Linked DNA regions of Homo sapiens: region 2 is linked to region 1. A link is a contact called in ENCODE Hi-C or POLR2A ChIA-PET data. All regions are on one chromosome and are shown on one strand. The core of a region is the stretch at or near the end of the contact, and the rest is flanking DNA. Distances in the headings are between cores, read along the strand shown.

The links. Hi-C counts contacts between places; a loop is a spot of excess contacts on that map. ChIA-PET counts read pairs that join two places held with the same protein, here RNA polymerase II (POLR2A). Pooled maps may share reads with other maps.
Region 2: a loop to region 1 is called in a map of CD4-positive, alpha-beta T cell, with 4 times the contacts of the local background. The contact joins the promoter of MAST2 here to the promoter of ZSWIM5 in region 1. A Hi-C loop is called at or near these places in 2 of 168 maps with a recorded cell type or tissue (CD4-positive, alpha-beta T cell and CD4-positive, alpha-beta memory T cell) and 8 of 50 pooled maps. POLR2A ChIA-PET finds 5 or more read pairs at or near these places in 4 of 52 experiments (H1, WTC11, activated B cell and 1 more).

What each region holds. Positions count from the first base shown.
Region 1 is chr1:45,203,865-45,210,757 of GRCh38, forward strand. ZSWIM5 (zinc finger SWIM-type containing 5) reads right to left here and starts at 2,741. Exons shown (of 14, transcript NM_020883.2): 1 at 1,892-2,741. The coding sequence starts at 2,486. RefSeq lists silencers at 19-219, 2,188-2,347, 2,548-2,967 and enhancers at 1,319-2,219, 2,220-3,119.
Region 2 is chr1:45,801,402-45,808,157 of GRCh38, forward strand. MAST2 (microtubule associated serine/threonine kinase 2) reads left to right here and starts at 2,211. Exons shown (of 29, transcript NM_015112.3): 1 at 2,211-2,671. The coding sequence starts at 2,495. RefSeq lists a silencer at 2,039-2,478.

The sequences.
Region 1 (6,893 bases), core at 1,491-3,990:
AAATTTATTCACCGGTCTTCGTCTTTGAAATCCAAAGTCAATCAGAAAACATGTTTGTTTATATGTGTCTTTTCTCAAGTCAATCAGAAAACATGTTTGTTTATATGTGTCTTCTGAAACTACCATAAGAGAGCCTATAACTCCAGAACCACATTAACTTTCATATTATAAAGGGGAAATATCTGATTTAAACATGATCTAGATTACCCAAAATATCCTATTTCATTTGGAAAGTGACACTTTAGTTACTTTAAAAATAGACACCTCTTTAAAACTCTTCCTCTCTTTTATTTGTTCCCTCAAGTTTGAAAATTCTTCCTCATCCATCTCTTACTATAAAATGACCACTTAAATTGATCCTTTTCCATTTAAAATATTTGAAACAAGAATCTTAAAAGTTAAATAAATGATCGAAACTCAGAAAAATTAAAATTTACAGACTAATAGGAAAATGATTGTATTTATTTTCATGTTTTCAGTGTTTCAGTATTAAAGCTGTACACCTTAATTACATATTTATTCAAGTCACTCTTTCAAAAATATACACAAATAAAGGACTAACCTCTTTCAAATAAACAAAACTTGCTCAAGCCACTGTCACTATATTCTGGCACAGGATAAATTTACATTTCACATTTGCAAAACAAGTTGTGGTATGCTGTTGTTTTGGTTAGAAACACAGGAATCAATGATTCTCAATAACCAGAAGCAGATTACTTTATATGAAACAGCACGATTCAAAGAAAAACATTTTTCAAATGTTTTCTCCAGGTTTTACCTGGAGAGCTAGATGTCTGGGGTTTGTGTCTTTCTGTGCTTGTTTAATTCTAAAAACAACCTCCCTTCAACTCCTTTCAAAAATCAGTATTTTCTTCAATTAATACGAGCATATAGTGTACAATAAAACGCATAAAGATATGTACTTCCAGAATGCCATAATAATCCAAATAGAAAAAAATTCGTGTTTTAATTTTCCACATAGCAAAGTCAATGTTAATCATTTTTTTATCCTTCTCCTTAACCATTCCACAAATCAGAAGCACTGTATTTATATATTTAATAAGATTAACAAACTGACTAGAAGCTCCGGAGGAGTAAAGGAAGAAATCATTTGTATAATATATTTTTCCATAACAAAAAGATAAAAGCAAATAGGACTTGTTAAATGAGAAGCTTTTGAAAAACCCAGCGTGACCAGCTTTTGATTTACCCCAGTCTGACAAGGAAGAGAGACCCCACCCCCACTCCAGATTGTATGGCTTTTTTTTTTTTTTTCCTTGGGTGGGGGTGTGGAGGAGAAGCTGTCACATTTCCATCTTCGGTTATTGTTAGTCCGCAGCCTAGATTCCCAAGCATCACCGGTCCAGGGGAAAAATCCTAACGCAGACAATTAAAACTGTCTGAAACATGCAGTATTTTGTTGGGGCTTTTTTCCCAGTGTTAATTTCATCGAGACTCAATCGGCTAGGGCTATAGATTGCCTCTGACAGTCTGTCCCTCAAACGCTCCCTCTAAAACCGCTTGTTCCAGATTTACTAACAATCCTCTCCTCTCCAAACTTAAATTAGGACAACACATTTCTGAAATTATTACATCCAAAAAGTCATACCTCCCCATTCTCTTTGCCTTGGTGTGGGGAATAGAAAGAGTGAAGAAGAGAGATCTATTCACTCTTCAAACAAAAAGAAATTGGGGTAGAGGGTCAGTGGAGGAAAGAGCAGTGGTGGACCTGAGTGAAAGGTTGAAAAAAGTTTTTGTGACTTGTTCGTCCTTCGGCAGGGGTACAGGAGTTGGGCAGAAGGCCGGGGTCTCGGCCCCAGGGCTCGGGCCGAGAAGAGGCACCCGCGGAAGAGGAGGCTGAGGACCCGAGAACGCCTGGACGAGCACATACCGACTTGCAGCACGTTCTCCACGGAGCCGCTGTCCAGCAGACGGATGCCCCGGCGGAACGGGAGCCCCTCGCCACCGCAGCCGGCCGCGCCGGCCCCTGCGCCCAGCCCGGGGGATGCCCCAGCCGCGACGCCCCCGGGGGCGGAGCCGGCCGGAGCGGCGGCCCCGGGGGGTGGCTGCGGCCCCTCCTCGGCCGGCGAAGCCCCCGCGGCGCCGCCAGCAGCGCCGGCGCCGGGGCCGCCCCGGTACTGGAAGCTGGAGTACATGCAGATCTCCCGCTCATTCCGCGGGAAGGACCAGTAGACGATGCGGCGCTGCACGGGCTCCGGGATCCGCTCGAAGCGCTCCTCCACCCGTTCGTATGCCCACTTTTCCGCCACCGTCTTGGCGGCGCAGTCCAGTAAGGAATCCGGCTGCAGGTGGGGGCGGGCCCCGAGGACCAGGCAGCTGCTGCCGACGCCCCCTGCCCCTCCGCCGGCTGCCCCAGGCGAACCGCGAGGGTGATGAGCCTGCGGGCTGGGCCACGAACACTGCCGCTTAGCCGGAGAGACCGGTGACGGCGAGAGCAGCTCCTCTCGCTCACCTCCGTCCGCCATTGCTGGGGACTGACTGACTGACTGAGGCGGCGGCGGCTGCTCGGGCTGCGGCGGAGACCCTGGCCACGGCCACGCGCCCCGCGCAAGCGCCCAGCGGTGGCGCCGAGGGGGGCGGGGCGAGAGAACCCGCGAGCCAGCCGGCCCGAGTGGGGAACCGCGGCCGGGCCCGGGAGCGCGCCGCGAGGGCAGACGCGGGCGGCCTGCAGGGTAGCGTGAGGCGGCGCGCGGTGTCCTGGCCGCCGCGGACGCGAAGACAGGCGGGAGCGAGCGCGGGCCCGCGGCGCGCTCCAGGCGCAAACAGCCTAGAACGCGAGCCGAGCGCTCTCGCGGATCCGGCGACCGCGGAGGGGAGAGGAGCGCCGGACGCTCTCGCACGCCCGCCCGCCCGCCCGCGCACCTCCAACCCACCTGCCGCCGGCCAGACAGGAATGGACTGTGTGACTGAATGAAATGGCGGGGCCATAAGCCATCCAAGGAGCCGCCTCCGTGAAGTTATAGGCTCGCGGGGTACAAGGAGAAAAAAACAATCCAGCTCCAACGGTACTGATGTGACAGGAGGTTGTCACAGCAGAGCGGAAGATCTGGCAGAAAGACGCTGGGAAAGAAGACACTAGGGGAAAACATCAGAAAGTTCGGATGATGAAAACTCACCTCACGCCACAACAATGTAGGATAAAGCCGGCGGTCACCCCACCCCAGAGTGGGACAAAGTCGCACCACCCCTTGACAATGGGGCATCAAGATCTTATCGCCACGGGGGTTGCATCCTGGTGGGGTCTTTTGGAGGGTTTAGCACCTTGCATCCTAGAATACAAAACACTTTTGCGTGTTTTTTGGTAGAATTCTCTGATCCCCTACCTCCAATCTGAATTAGGTCTTTCATGTTTTCCTCACTTGGCTCAGTCTTCTACACCTTTACATAGTTGTATTTTTATATATTTGTTTAATGTCTGACTGTCAACTCCATGAGAGTGAGAATCATGTCTATTTCCTTCACTATAATTTATCCTCTGCCTGGCACATAGTGGGTGCTCAAGAATGGCAGCTTCATCACTAACTCCATAAACAACACGCAATTGTAAGTTACTGTTTCTTGCTCGATCAAGAAAGCTCAGATTATTTCAGAATTTGCTGACAAACTAATCTCTACAACTTTAAAACGTTCCAAGAACTGTATTAAAAGAGTTTCTATAGTTGAGTTTGCCCTTCAAAGTAAGAGAGATTTAGAGTGTAGGATAAAATAAGAGTAAGAAGAGAGTAAATGATTGGAGACAGGCTGGAGCCACAGTTTGGTTTTGCTGTAATCTCAGAATTAAAGAGCACAGGCAGAATTGGGTGTGAATCACACTTGCTGTGTGTGATGCTATTCATGATTCTATTAAATCATTTGCAAAAGGGAGCTAGTAATAATGCTTCTACACATAAATGTTGTAAGAATTAGAAATAATTCACTTTAAAAAAAGTTTTTTTAGAGACAGGATCTCACTCTGATGTCCAGCCCGGAGTGCAGTGGGGTGATCACTGCAACCTCAAACTCTTGGACTCAAACTATCCTTCCATCTCAGCCTCCAGAATAACTAGGACAACAGATGCACAGCACCACACCCAGCTAATTCTAAATTTTTGTAGAGGGGCGGTCTCCCTATGTTGCCCAGGCTGGCTGGAATTAGAAGTAATTCAAATTGTTTGCTTATTCAGTGTAGTAGGTACTCAATAAGTATCTGTTTAGGCCAGATGCAGTGGCGCATGCCTGTAATCCCAAGGCTTTGGGAGGCCAAAGTGGAGGATCCCTTGAGGCCAGGAGTTCTAGACCAGCCTGGGCAACAGAGCAGACTGGAGACCCCATCTCTACACAAGAAATAAAAAATAGCAGGGATTAGTGGCCTACACCCTGTAGTCCTAGCTACCCTGAAGGCTGATGTAGGAGGATTGATTGAGCCCAGGAGTTCAAGGTTACAGTAAGCTATGATCATGCCACTGCACTCTAGCCCAGGCAACAGAGCAAGACCCTCTCTAAAAAAACAAAAAAAGAAAGAAAAAGAAATCTGTTTATATTGGTAAATGGATTTATATCTGTAAATAACTATAAATAGATTACTGCAAAATAGCATAATCCCTACTCCACCTTGAATCTGGTACCACATTTACAGGCTTCCATAACACACACTATTTTCTTTCCTATAATTTATCAGAGTTTTTTGGGAGAACGAATATTCCTTTAATGCCTGTCCCCCTAACTAGACTATGAGCTGTGGAAGGGCAGGAACCATTTCCATGTAAGGGCCTATTTCTACCACCTGCCAAAATGCCTACACATAGAAGATGTTCAGAAAATATTTGCACTTTGAATCAATGAATATGTTATTCTGATTTAATCAGTTACTGTCTTTTTTTTTTTTTTTTTTTTTTTTGAGATGCAGTCTCACTCTGTCACACCCAGGTTGGAGTGCAGTGGCACAATCTTGGCTCACTGCAACTTCCGCCTCCTGGGTTCAAGTGATTCTCTTGCCTCAGCCTCCCAAGTAGCTGGGTCTACAGGCGTGTATGCCACCATGCCCAGCTAATTTTTGTATTTTTAGTAGAGATGGGGTTTTACCACATTGACCAGGCTGGTCTCAAACTCCGGCTTCAAGTGATCTGCCCGCTTCAGCCTCCCAAAGTGCTGGGATTACAAGTGTGAGCCATGGCGCCTAGCCTATATTTATGTGTTTATTTGCTTAATGTCTGTTTCCCAAAATAGACTATAAGCTCCATGTTAGGCGGGCGTGGTGGCTCACACCTGTAATTCCAACACTTTGGGAGGCTGAGGTGGGTGGATCACTTGAGGCCAGGAGTTCGAGACAAGCCTGGTCAACATGGTGAAACTCCACCTCTACCAAAAATACAAAAATTAGCTGGGCATGATGGTGGGCATCTGTAATCCCAGCTACTCGGGAGGCTGAGGCAGGAGAATTGCTTGAACCTAGGAGGCGGAGTTGCACTGAGCCGAGATTATACCACTGCCAGCCTGGGAGACAGAGTGAGACTGTGTCTCAAAAACATAAATAAAAAATAAAAAATAAGCACATAAATATATAAATACAGATGGTAATAACACAGCAAATAAGACATTTGGGAATATGCAATATGTGGTTGTGAATAACAAGAATGCTAGATTAATTGGACCATAAGTTTGTGGTGAGAAATAGTGGGAAAAGACTGCAAGAGAGACAGGAGACATTGTGAAAAGCTTTTAAAAGCATTGTAAAATGCTAACTTGAGGAATCTGCATTTTCTTAGGTTGGTGGAGGGAAGCTAATAAAGGTATTTTGAGCAGGACAGTTATATGATAAAAGGCAGTGTTTTAGGAATATTAACCAGACAGAAATATGTAGGATGAATCAGGAGAAAGATAAAGTCTGGAGGCAAAAGATGAGTTTGGAGATAAACCAACAGTGTGGGAAGGAGGTAATAAAGGCTTGTAGAAGGCATTGGACGAAAAGATATCTAGACATCGGGCAAAAAGGGGCTGAAATCTGGCCTGCACTCCATTTGCCCATCCCTGCACCAACCAGGTTGCATCTGGGTGCCTCTTTCTCATTCTCACCAAGTGACCATATGGGCTAGCAATGGCTCTGGGCCTGTGTTACCTCTCTCTGTTTGATCCCTCTTCTCTGATGAGAGAATTGACATATTTCAAGGAGACTGTGGGAGTCTAAAGATACTTATTTTACAGCATTGCAATCCCCAGGGTGAAAACACAAATACCAAAAATCAATAACCAGGAAGAATACCTCACATCTTAATACAACTCTTTTGATGTCAGGAAAATTTTGATCCAACCTTAGAAATAAATCTTTAAATTTGCATTTGTGAAACATCCTCAACCCCTTTGCATGGAATGAAATGATGAGATGAAGGTGAAGGATAGAGTGAGACTCAGAGATGAGGATTTAGGTATCATTTGACAAGCAAACTGTATGCAACCCAGTCATTTATTTAATAAAATTTATTTTGGCTTCTATTTCAAAATGTAGAAGATAGACACCTGTGCTTCCTGATAACACTTTGTTTGGGTATATCATAAACACTGAATGAAGTGGGAATGAGAAATATTTAGGAATTAGAAAGGAAGATCATGATTTTTTTTTTCTTTTTTTTCAGACAGTGTCTGGCTCTGTTATTCAGGCTGGAGTGCAGTGGTACAATCTTGGCTCACTAAAACCTCTGCTTCCTAGGCTCAAGCGATCCTACCACCTCAGCCTCCCAAGTAGCTGGAACCACAGGCATTCGCCACCACACTTGTAGAGACAAGGTCTTCCTATATTGCCCAGGCTGGTCTCAAACTCCTGGGCTCAAGCAGTCCTCCCATCTTGGCCTCCCAAAGTGCTGGGATTACAGATATGAGCTACCATGCCTGGCTAGAAG
Region 2 (6,756 bases), core at 961-3,460, 600 kb after region 1:
TGTCACCACATGGATTAATGGGAGAAGGAGAGGGAGGTAGAGGCCAGATTTGGATGGCCTTGCCAGCCATAGTAAGTTTACACTTCATCTTGAGATTCATTTAATTGCTTTTTTTTTTGAGATGGAATCTCGCTCTGTCGCCCAGGCTGGAGTTCAGTGGTGCGATCTTGGCTCACTGCCAGCTCCGCCTCCCGGGTTCACGCCATTCTCCTGCCTCAGCCTCCCGAGTAGCTGGGACTACAGGCGCCCGCCATCACGCCCAGCTAATTTTTTGTATTTTTAGCAGAGACAGGGTTTCACCGTGTTGGCCAGGATGGTCTTGATCTCCTGACCTCGTTATCCACCTGCCTTGGCCTCCCAAAGTGCTGGGATTACAGGAGTGAGCCACCGTGCCCGGCCTCATTTAACTGTTTTTTTTTTTTTTTTTTTTTTTTGAGACGGAGTCTTGCTCTGTCACCCAGGCTGGAGTGCGGTGGCACGATCTTGGCTCACTGCAAGCTCTGTCTCCCAGGTTCATGCAGTTCTCAGCCTCCTGAGTAGCTGGGACTACAGGCACCCACCACCACGCCTGGCTAATTTTTTTGTATTTTTAGTAGAGACGGGGTTTCACTGTGTTAGCCAGGATGGTCTCGATCTCCTGAATTCATGATCTGCCCGCCTTGGCCTCCCAAAGTGCTGGGATTATAGGCGTGAGCCACTGCACCCGGTCCATTTAATTGTTTTAAGCAAGCAAGTAACATATAGGAAGAGTCTTGTGAGGGCTTTTTGAAGGATGAGTTTAAAGACAATGAGACTGGCATAAGTGAACCCGTTGAAGGCTTTCTCAGTCAAGTAGGTGAGGGAAGATGAAACTTGAGGTGGTGCCAATGGGACGGAAAGAGGAGGCAGATTGGAGAAATAGTGAGGTTATAGAGGCAATAAGACTTGTTCATTTATTGGATGTGAGGAAAGGACAAGGAAGGAGTCCAGGATGATTTCCAGGTTTCTGGTTGAGGCAACTGGATGGGTGGTAAGGAACTGGGACAGGGAATAGAGGAGCAGGCTGGTGACAGGCCGTAGAGCACATTGGTTATGTGCATCCTCCCGGCCTCCCAGAAGGAATCCATCACTTTTTCCACTTTTATAGGTGTTTCCGCACTGTCTTTCTGTCCGGATCTGGCAGACCTGGGTTTGAGTCCTGGCTCTGGACTTATAAGCTGTGTGATGTTGAGCATATTATGTAATTTGAGCCTATTTCCTCAACTGTAAAATGGAAATACAACTTACTTCTTGTTTGTGTATGTCTGAATTGAATGCACAGTGTGTGGTATGCAGTGGGCACTCCATAGTGTTGGCTATTTTTATTACTCAGAAAGGGGTCAGGGAAGAGGCCCAGGACAAATGGGTGAAGGCTTTAAGCAAGGCTTCTAGGTCAAAAGAGGAAAAACACAACATGTGGCAGACCAGCTGAAGCCAGAGGGAGGCCAGAGCTGAGCTACCACCACATGTTGCTGAGCAGATGAGTCACTGCAGGCAGCAGGTCAGGCTACCCAGGCCACAGCAGACTGGGCTGGGCTCTACACGATGACTTCATTGTATGCCTTTTTTGTCCTCTCCTCCTCCCAGAAGGAATCCATCACTTTTTCCACTTTTATAGGCGTTTCCACACTGTCTTACTGTCCGGAAAGAGCAAACACGGTGGAAAGGGACAGAAGAGCCAGAATTCCGTCTAGTTTGATCACTGATTTGCTGGGTGACCTGGTGCATTTCACTTCGCCTCAGTCTCTTTATCTGTAATATGAGAATGCGCAGATTTGCCTCCTAAGTGTGATGTGAGAATTAGGTGAGAGTTGGCAGGCACTAAATAAAAAAGCATGCATTAGCCTTCTATTCATTAGTTGTGTTATTCTGTCTCCTTCCTGCTCCCGGCCCCTCTCTCCCTAGTTCTTTGAGGACACCGATCGACTCGAACTCATTTTTGGGTCCCCAGCACTGAGCTTGGCCCAGCAGTTTCATGAATGGATGAATGAAAGATTCAATGGGAGTCCGCAGCCGCTGACGGCGCGCCGAGAGCCCCGCTCGCTTCTGGTCCTCCGACTGCGCGCCAGGGCCACGGGCGGGTCCTTTGCGACCGTTCGCTGGCGCGTGCGCGGGAGGCGGCGCGCGGCCGGAGGTGGCGGGCGGGCTCCCGGTGCGCGCGCGTGAGGGGCGGGGCCGGCCGAAGGCTGGCTGTAGGCAGGCGGCTGAGCCGGCGGCGGGTGGCCTGCCCAACGTGTGCTGGGTGGGAGAAGGCGAGGCGTCAGCGATGCTGTCTCTTCCGTGAGGAGCGCAGAGGAGGTCGCGGCGCCGGAGGCCCCAGAAGGCTCGAAGGCGCCGCGGGCTGGGGTCGGTGGCTTAGGGAGCCCGTCCGGCCATGGTGGCCGCGGGTGGTGGTTGGCGCGGCTGCGCTGCGGCCCGGGGCAGTGCGGAGCCGGGACAGTCGCGGCGCTGACGCCCGCGGGCCCCAGCTGCAGATATGAAGCGGAGCCGCTGCCGCGACCGACCGCAGCCGCCGCCGCCCGACCGCCGGGAGGATGGAGTTCAGCGGGCAGCGGAGCTGTCTCAGTCTTTGCCGCCGCGCCGGCGAGCGCCGCCCGGGAGGCAGCGGCTGGAGGAGCGGACGGGCCCCGCGGGGCCCGAGGGCAAGGAGCAGGTAGGGCGGGTTGGGATCCGGGAGGGTGAACCTGAATGGAAGCCGTGGGGGAGGGGATCTTCGGCGGGAGGACCCGGGCTGGAGCTTTGGAGGGGTGGGGTCTGAGTAGTTCGCGGGGAGGAGTGGGAGGTCTGGGGAGGCCGAGAAATGGGGAGTGGAGAAATGGAAGTGGTGGCCTGGGGTTGTATTGGAAATGGGGGTGTAGAAGAATGAAAAATTGGTGCAAGAGATAGTCAGGGGTTCTGGATGGGGCGAAAGGACGCTGGAATGTGGGCTGAGTGTGTGAGCTGCAACGAGTAGGCTTACTAAAGAGGCGTTGAGGAGTTATCCATAGGAGTAAATAGAGTAAGATGTAAGTCAATTTGATGTAGTGTTATCCTGTTTTCTAGAGGTTGTCCTTAAAATTGTAAAAACGGATGACACTCCCAAGCATTCTCTGATTTGGCCATCATTATACTTTTGTACCAGTGTGTTCACAATCATTGTTAAGGCTCTCTTTACCAACCATCTATTTCACAAGAAAGCACTTGTGAAACACCTGCATGTGAGCAGTGTTAAGCCCAATTTTGTGAACAGAATTCGTAGATATATGGTTTGCCTGCTAGTTTTCCACTGAAAACACATTACTGGGAAAACACAGCAGCATACAAATATTCATGGAGTTTCTGAATGAACAGGATATGTTTATGTAATTTATTAGTCAAGAGTAGGTGTATTTATGAGTAGGGGATAAAGGTCAGTTTTATCAGGCAGGAGAAGCTGCCACTAGTAGCGGTAATAAGTTTAGTGAAAGGAGAATAAGTAATCCTTGGTCTTGTTGGATTTACAGAAAAATGTTCTGTAGTAATGAACTCTAGTGACAGCTTTCCTTTTGTTCAGCTCTATTCGGGATCCTACTGACTTCATCCATGAATGTTTTAAGACTTCTTATAGGTCTCTTACCTCTTTTCTCTCAGATAAATTAGCATTTTCCTTAGACATTTTTTTTTTTTTTTGAGACGAAGTCTCGCTCTGTCGCCCAGGGGAGAGTGCAGTGGCATTATTTCGGCTCACTGCAACCTCCACCTCCTGGGTTCAGCGATTCTCCTGCCTCAGCCTCCCGGCTAGCTGGGATTACAGGTGCCTACCACCATGTCCAGCTAATTTTTTTGTATTTTTAGCAGAGACAGGGTTTCACCATGTTGGCCAGGCTGGTCTGGAACTCTGACCTCAGGTAATCGGGATTACAGGCATGAGCCAGTGTGCCCGGCCCTTTAGACAGTTTAAAAATTATATACCATGCTAGGTAGCCCTTGGACTTTTCCCCCCTTTTGTTCTTCCACCTCTTATTCCCCACTGAGCCCTGAGGAGACTGCACCATTGACCATCTCTGCCCCGCTTCTAGCTGCTGAGCATTGTCCTCTTGCTGCAATTTACTCCCCCATGTGCCTAATACTTATCTTTTACATTCTCTGCAGTATCATCTAGTCAAAACTTGTACAATGAACTTCAAGTCCAGGTCCTTTCCTGTCTCAGTTTACCTGTCCAGTTGACCTTACTGCGTATTTCATGGTAGAGTTCAAGATTACTTGATTTTTCCCTCCTCTTTATTTTATGATTTTTGTGTTTTCTCATCCTTAGCTTCAGTCTCAGAGAAAAGTACTCATCCTCCTCTCCGAGGCTAATTTCTCTACTTATGTCCTTGATTTCATCCTCTTTTGTTTGCCTTAGACCCTTGTTACTCTCTTTGTTTTATATCACAAATAAAAACAAAACAACATAATTTCCCTGAATTGTGTAACCTACCCAAACTACTTTGTTATCTCTTCTTTGCTTCCCCAACAACCTTCTTGAAAAATGAGTTTGTATTCAGTGTCTTAGCTTCCTCACCTTGTATACATTTCTAATATGGTTTGGCTTCTTCACTTATGCTTTCCCAAAACTGATGTCTTTAAGGTCACCGAAAGCTTTTTTTGTGTGGGATTACTTTTTTATTGAGGTTTGACAAATCAAAGGTTCATTCAGTCCATGAAATATTACAGAATGAGTACCTGTATGATCACAACTCACATCAGGATGGAGAACATTCCCAGTACCCTAGAATGCTCCCTGTGCTTTCTCCTAGCACTACTCTTTTACAGATGTAACCTCCCTCACCACCTCTGTCACTATAGATTTGTTTTGAACTAATACTTCATATAAATGGAATCATAGTGTGTACTGTTTTGTGACCAGATTCTTTCATTCGGATCATGTCTTGAGACTCATCCATGTTGTTGCTTGTAGAAACAGTTCTTTTTCATTGCTGTGTAATTTTCCATTGTATGAATGTATTGTGATGGTTACTAAAACTTATTTTTGTTTTTGAGACAGGATCTCACTCTGTCACCCACGCTGGAGTGTAGTGGTGCCGTCATAGCTCACGGCAGCCTTGAACTCCCAGGCTCAAGTGATCCTCCTGCCTCAGCCTCCCAAGTAGCTGGGACCATAGGCACATACCACCATGCCCAGCTAATTTTTTAATTTCTTTTTCTTTTTCTTTTTGAGACAGAGTCTTGCTCTCTCGCCCAGGCTGGAGTGCAGCGGCACATTCTCAGCTCACTGCAACCTCTGCCTCCCGGATTCAAGCGATTCTCTTGCCTCAGCCTCCCGAGTAGCTGGGATTACAGGCATGCACCACCATGCCTGGCTAATTCTCTATTTTTAGTGGAGATGGGGTTTCACCATGTTGGCCAGGCTAGTCACGAGCTCCTAACCTCAGATGATCTGCCCGCCTTGGCCTCCCAAAGTGCTGGGATTACAGGCGTGAACTACCACGGCCTAATTTTTTATTTTTTGTAGAGGTGGTATCTTACCATGTTGCTCAGGCTAGCCTCGAACTCCTGGGCTCAAGTGATTCTCCCACCTTGACCTCCCAAAGTGCTGGGATTATGGGCATGAGTGCCCAGTTTGTTTTTCAAATTGAAATATAATTCATGGCTACTTGTGAAAAGTTTTCATTGTGAAATAGTTACAGAGAGAAATATGTAAAAGTCCTGGGAACCTTTAAATTACTAAATCTGATAGTCTTTTCCTCATCTTGTCTGACCTCTGTGAACTATTTGTCACTGTTGACTGTGTGTTCCTTGTTGACATTTTTTTCTTTTTTAATATTATAATATCCATTCTGTTACTGCTTCTCTAACTGCTCTCTTGTGTGTCTTTGTCTTGTGTTTTCTCTTCCTGTTCCTGAAATGTTCCTTGAGGACATGTCCTCTGTCCTTAGCTTGATCCTTTATTGTGCTCTATTTAGCAGGCTCATTCTGTTTGTAGATGTTGAGGATGTAGAACAAGGGTCTGCAGTCCTCTTTATTTATGGCATTGTGTCACAGAACATCCTTGTAAAGTGAGCTGAGTCTCTTTAGGTGTGACCTCTTTCCTTAGCTCTACATTTCCATTTTTGTGCTTAACATTTCCACCGTAGACTCATCATTTGTGTTCTTAACATTTGTGATTTTTTTTTTTTTTTGAGACAGGGTCTCACTTTGTTGCCCAGGCTGGAGTGCAGTGGTGGGACCTCAGCTCACTGCAACCTTCGCCTCCCAGGCTCAAGTGATTCTCCAGCTTCAGCCTCCCCAGTAGCTGGGATTGCAGGCGTCCGCCACCACGCCTGGCTAATTTTTGTATTTTTAGTAGAGACGGGGTTTCACCATGTTGGCCAGGCTGATCTCGAACTCCTGACCTCAGGTGATCCACCCACCTCGGCCTCCCAAAGTGCTGGGATTACAGGTGTGAGCCACTGTGCCCGGCCTAACATTTGTGAGTTTTATAATTTGATAGTGACCTTGAAAGTTCATAATTTGTAATAATTTATGATTTTAAAAAGGCCAAAATTTTCATTGTATGTGTCGAGACTGGTTGAATTCTATTTATTTGGGTAGTAAGAGCCCAGCTGATCAGCAAGCATCTACATCTCACACGTAACTTTTTTTTCCCTTTCTCATGACATGGAACAGTGCTTGTTACAGTTTTTATTATACTAGTATTTAAGAATACGTTCTAATCAGGATGTAGGACTTGGATCTCCAGAAGGTCAGTGGTTTACTGTATCATGAAAATAGAATAAT